Linked DNA regions of Homo sapiens: region 2 is linked to region 1. A link is an interaction called in ENCODE POLR2A ChIA-PET data of the cell type or tissue named here. Cell type or tissue: PC-9. All regions are shown on one strand. Links, peaks and the distances in the headings refer to the core of each region. The heading gives the core; the rest is flanking DNA.

Region 1 (2,907 bases), core at 149-2,648:
AAGTGAGGAGCGTCTCTGCCTGGCTGCCCAGTCTGGAAAGTGAGGAGCGTCTCTGCCCGGCCGCCATCCCATCTAGGAAGCGAGGAGCGCCTCTTCCCCGCCGCCATCCCATCTAGGAAGTGAGGAGTGTCTCTGCCCGGCCACCCATCGTCTGAGATGTGGGGAGCACCTCTGCCCCGCCGCCCTGTCTGGGATGTGAGGAGCGCCTCTGCTGGGCCGCAACCCTGTCTGGGAGGTGAGGAGCGTCTCTGCCCGGCCGCCCCGTCTGAGAAGTGAGGAAACCCTCTGCCTGGCAACCGCCCCGTCTGAGAAGTGAGGAGCCCCTCCGTCCGGCAGCCACCCCGTCTGGGAAGTGAGGAGCCCCTCTGCCCGGCCAGCCGCCCCGTCCGGGAGGTGAGGGGCGCCTCTGCCCGGCCGCCCCTACTGGGAAGTGAGGACCCCTCTGCCCGGCCAGCCGCCCCGTCCGGGAGGGAGGTTGGGGGGTCAGCCCCCCGCCCGGCCAGCCGCCCTATCCAGGAGGTGAGGGGCGCCTCTGCCCGGCCGCCCCTACTGGGAAGTGAGGAGCCCCTCTGCCCGGCCACGACCCCGTCTGGGACGTGTGCCCAGCGGCTCATTGGGGATGGGCCATGATGACAATGGAGGTTTTGTGGAATAGAAAGGCGGGAAAGGTGGGGAAAAAATTGAGAGGCCGGGTGGTTGCCGGGTCTGTGTGGATGGAAGTAGACATGGGAGACTTTTCATTTTGTTCTGTACTAAGAAAAATTCTTCTGCCTTGGGATCCTGTTGATCTGTGACCTTATCCCCAACCCTGTGCTCTCTGAAACATGTGCTGTGTCCACTCAGGGTTAAATGGATTAAGGGCGGTGCAAGATGTGCTTTGTTAAACAGATGCTTGAAGGCAAAAAAAAAAAAAAAAAAAAAAAAAAAGAAAAAAAAAGAAAAGGAAAAAAAAAAAAAAAAGGAATTATTTGTCACTTACTGTCTCTCTAAGGGCAGCCATTGTAAGACCTCAAAGAAACTTTAGCCTCCACAATCTTTTCTCTTAACCTGAACATTTCCTTTCTATGGATCCCAGGTTTTTAGACAAACTCAACCAATTGTCAACCAGAAAATGTTTAAATTTACCTATAGCCTGGAGGCCTGCCCACCACCCCTTTGAGTTGTCTCGCCCTTCTGGACCAAACAATGTCTTTCTTTAATGTATTTGATTGATGTCTCCTGTCTCCCTAAAATGTATAAAACCAAGCTGCGCCCCGACCACCTTGGGCATGTGTTCCTGGGACCCCCTGAGGCTGTGTCACAGGTCAGGGTCACTCATGTTTGGCTCAGAATAAATCTCTTCAAATATTAAAAAAAAAAAAAAAAAAAAAAAAAAAAAATCTTCATTTCTGATGTGGTTGATGCAGAGATAATAAACCTGAGTAACGTGATAGAGACTGATGGGCAGAGGGAACTTCAGATGGCAGTGGGAGGACATGGGAGATATCTCTGAGCCTAGATCTGAAGGAGGAGAAAGGGACAGGGCTGTCACCATTTAGGGACATAGGATAAGAGCAGGACAATGACCTGAGACAGGAAGTATTTTGATATCTGGGAAAAGAGAAAAGCAAATGTGACTGGGGCAGAGGGATTCATGAGATGGGGGCAAGCTCCCAGGAGGAGGCTGGACACTGGCAGGGGCCCTGGACACAGGGCTGTGGAGCCACAGTGAGGAGATGGGCTTTTGTCCTGGGGAACACAGGAAGCCAGTGGAGGGTTCCCTGCCAGGGAATGACATGACTTACTTTAGATTTAGCTGTGATGTCCTCACAGTGAAAACATTTTCACCGAGTTACCCTGAGAAGGTCTGAGATGAGTAAGAAGATGTGCCTGAATTCTTACATGGGGGCCTGGAAGGGCTAATGGGAAGGGTTGGTCTTTATCACCCCATCCTTGAAAATTAGAGAAGCATCTTTCACATACCTGGGCTAAAGAAACTTCTTTTGCAAGGTTCTGATGCCATTAATTCCTAACATTTAATTTTTCCTTACAAGAAAATTACAGTAACATTTACAAAATGCAAAAGTGTAAACACACAGCTATTGACCTTGAAAATAGGGAGGCCGAGGTAGGTGGATCACCTGAGTTCAGCAATTGTAGACCAGCCTGACCTACATGGAGGAACCCCGTTTCTACTGAAAATACAAAAATTATCCAGGCATGGTGGCGAATGGCTGTAATCCCAGCTACTCAGCAAGGCTGAGGCAGGAGAATCACTTGAACCAGGGAGGTGGCGATTGCAGTGAGCCAAGATCGTGCCATTGCACTTCAGCCTGGGCAACAAGAGCAAAACTGCATCTCATAAAAGAAAAGAAAGAAAGAAAGAAAGAAAAGAAAACAGGGAAAGAGAGTCAGCTGTTGAACTAAGACAGAAGTAACTTTTTTCATTCAAGAATACATAGGTGGCCAGGTGTGATGGCTCACACCTGTATTCCCAGCACTTTGGGAGGTCGAGGCAGGTGGATCACCTGAAGTCAGGAGTTTGAGACCAGCCTGGCCAACATGGTGAAATCCTGTCTCTACTAAAAATACAAAAATTAGCTGGACTCCATCCACAGCTTATTTAACCTCTTGTTGCTCCTTTTCCCCAATCTTTAGATTGTTCTCAATGTCCATAGATTTCCACCTCTTCTCCCATCTCTCCTGAGCTCTCCCTGTTAAATTCTCTCTTCCCCGTTATACCCCCCTGGCCCCACTCTCTGGCACCCCAGATTTCCCAGGTGTCCTCCCTGCTGTGGTTCTCCCTCTGTTCTCCTTGCCACCAGCACCACTCTGCTCTGTCTGCCCTGGCTCCAAATCCCTCCTCCTCTCCCTCATTCTCATGAGCCTTTCTGTTTGCTGCCCCTCTCCCTACCTTGCTGTCTGTCC
Region 2 (2,907 bases), core at 315-2,814, 450 kb after region 1:
CTATAACAGCCTTCCTGTTGTCATTGATTTCTAGGCAGCAATTAGTTAGATTAAACTTTCTACATACTCCTCCTTCCTAGGCTAGGAGGTAGTCTAAAGCTAATCTATTTTGGTAGATGGCATTTCTCATTTTCATGGCTTACTGGGCCAGTTTCATTAGTGATGATTTCAAGTACTGCTTGCAAATTTATGATGTGGTTAAGCGTGTAAATCGGGGTGCGATACCTTTATGACTTATCTCGTGCCCAGGTAGCTGGCCTAGAGTACAGAATTAGTCTTTCAGGGGGCCAGTCTGTATCTTTCTAATCTTCTATTTTTATGTCTTTTCTTATGTCTATATCTCTTTTGTTTTTTTTCTTTAATTTTGTTGTAGACAGGATACCTTAAAATTTCTCCTTGTTGCAATGGGAGTTAGAAGAAAGATGGTCTGATTGTTTCAAGTACACAAGCCCTTGTCCATTTGGCTGGCAACTGTCAGTAGGCCTGTGGCACACAGTTCTAATAGAGACCAGAGGGTGCTTGCCAGGTATTTGGAGCTTCAAGCTGATACTATGTGTGGTTTAGAGAAGAGAAACGGGAGAATGAGTTTGGATGAGGTGATCTGGAGTCATCTTTGCCTTGCCACAAAGTTTTCTTTAGTGTTTTATTATAATATTGCTGTCTTAAACAAGTTAATTCTTCTAGTGACTCTGTAAAAGCTTTTCCTTAGTGAGCAACACAGTATCTCCTGATAATAGAAGTTTTTAAGAGCTAGGGGCTTGAAACTGTGGGCATTGCTTTGGGGGAAGAGTCAGTTAGAGTTAAATTATCTTGTGGCATTAACGCTTTTGCTTCTTAAGGCCAGTGGTCTCCTATGTTAGTCCTTCTACAAACATAACATGAGGAAATGCTTAGGCTGCTAGCAATGTTTTCAGCTAGCCAAGCAAACAGGCTTTTAGCTAAAGGAGGAGGCTCTGGTAACTTCTGGTCTACCTGCTTGTAGAATAATTTAAAGATTTGGAATTGTTGCTGGGCCAGAAGGGTCGGGGTTCCTTTTTTGATAACATATAGGTAGGTTGCTGGGTAGGTGTGTGTGGAGACATGAATGGGGTAACCTGCGGTCCACACGGGTAAGTCTGGCTTTAGAATGGTGAAATTTACGGGATGACAGATTTTTGTTTCACAATCTGGTTTTACCGGCATTTTGGTAAGCATGATTGTCCTTTGTTGTGTGCTGGGGTGCCACGATATGCAATACTGAGAATCTTTTTCTGGGGTCTCAGAAGGACAAGGTGGCATGCATACGTATCTGTAGTCATTTCTATAGTATCTTTTTATAGGTAGGTTACCATAGACAGATGAGTCTAGGTCTGCTGATGACAAGCATCAAAATACAGAGAAATAGGCCCTCGGTAAAAGGGAAGGACCTTGGTTTGGTTTAAAAGGGAACTTTTTTTTGACCTTGCATGAATTTTAAACTATTCACCAGGTGAAAACTTGGAGTTATAAGATACATAAGGTTGGTTATTTTCTTGGTCACAAATTGAGTAGATTGTCTATGTACAAGTTCTTTTTTTTTTTGAGCTGGAGTTTTGCTCTTGTTGCCCAGGCTGGAGTGCAATGGCACAATCTTGGCCCACTGCAACCTCCACCTCCCAGGTTCAAGTGATCCTCCTGCCTCAGCCTCTCAGGCACCCACCACCATGCCCAGCTAATTTTTTGTATTTTTAGTAGAGACGGGTTTCACCATGTTGGCCAGGTTGGTCTCAAACTCCTGAACTCAGGTGATCCACCTGCCTTAACCTCCTAAAGTACTGGGATTACAAGCATGATCCATTGTTCCCGGCCACCCATGTATTCTTGATGGAAACAATTTGCTTATGTCTTAGTTCTACAGCTGACCTTCTTTTCACTGTTTTTAAGGTCAATAGCTGTGGGTTCGCACTTCTGCATTTTATAAATGTTACTGTGATTTTCTTGTAAGGAAGAATTAAACGTCGGGAACCAAAGGCAACAGAACCTTGCAAAAGAAGTTTCTTTTTTTTTTTTTTTTTTTTTTTTTTTTTGAGACGGAGTCTCGCTGTCACCCAGGCTGGAGTGCAGTGGCGCGATCTGGGCTCACTGCAAGCTCCACCTCCCGGGTTCACGCCATTCTCCTGCCTCAGCCTCCCCAGTAGCTGGGACTACAGGCGCCCGCCACCACGCCCAGCTAATTTTTTGTATTTTTAGTAGAGGTGGGGTTTCACCGTGTTAGCCAGGATGGTCTCGATCTCCTGACCTCGTGATCCGCCCGCCTCGGCCTCCCAAAGTGCTGGGATTACAGGCGTGAGCCACCGCGCCCGGCCAAGAAGTTTCTTTAGCCCAGATATGTGAAAGATACCTCTCTAATTTTCAAGGATAGGGGTGATAAAGACCAACACTTCCATTAGCTCTTCCAGGCCCCCATGTAATAATTCAGGTAGCTGGGTGCGGTGGCCCACGCCTGTAATCCTAGCACTTTGGGAGGCTGAGGCGGGCAGATCAGGAGGTCAGGAGATCGAGATTATCCTGGCTAACTTGGTGAAACCCCTTCTCTACTAAAAATACAAAAAATTAGCCAGATGTTGGGTGGATGCCTGTAGTCCCAGCTACTCGAAAGGCTGAGGCAGGAGAATGGTGTGAACGTGGGAAGCGGAGTTTGCACCGAGATCCTGCCACTGCTCTCCAGCCTGGGAGACAGAGCGAGACTCCATGTCAAAAAAAAAAAAAAAAAAGAACAGGCACACCTTCTCACTCATCTCAGACCTTCTCAGGGTAACTTGGTGAAAATTTCCCTGCTCTGAGCCCAGTGAGCCTCCCTGCAACTTGGAGATGAGGGGCTAGACCAGAAAAGCTCAACCCGAGTGACCCTGGCCCCTTAAATGGTTGGCAAAATAGAATGCATGTCTG

Evidence for each region. Peaks named below come from ENCODE experiments on the same cell type or tissue, not always from the same donor. Only the 100,000 strongest peaks of a DNase experiment are listed, where the experiment ranks them.
Region 2: POLR2A ChIA-PET joins it to region 1 with 6 read pairs; 2 of 35 experiments call an interaction of 5 or more read pairs at or near these places.

Annotation. Positions count from the first base shown.
Region 1 is chr19:52,919,590-52,922,496 of GRCh38, forward strand. The region is part of intron 1 of ZNF888 (zinc finger protein 888); the gene reads right to left. Among named protein-coding and RNA genes, the nearest start is that of ZNF888-AS1, 2.3 kb to the right of the region's middle. RefSeq lists an enhancer at 2,767-2,907. In PC-9, for the core only: no CTCF peak of the experiment used is centred there; no DNase peak of the experiment used is centred there; H3K4me3 peaks cover 183 bases.
Region 2 is chr19:53,367,700-53,370,606 of GRCh38, forward strand. The region is part of intron 1 of ZNF525 (zinc finger protein 525); the gene reads left to right. Among named protein-coding and RNA genes, the nearest start is that of ZNF525, 3.4 kb to the left of the region's middle. RefSeq lists enhancers at 1,605-2,106, 2,107-2,606. In PC-9, for the core only: no CTCF peak of the experiment used is centred there; no DNase peak of the experiment used is centred there.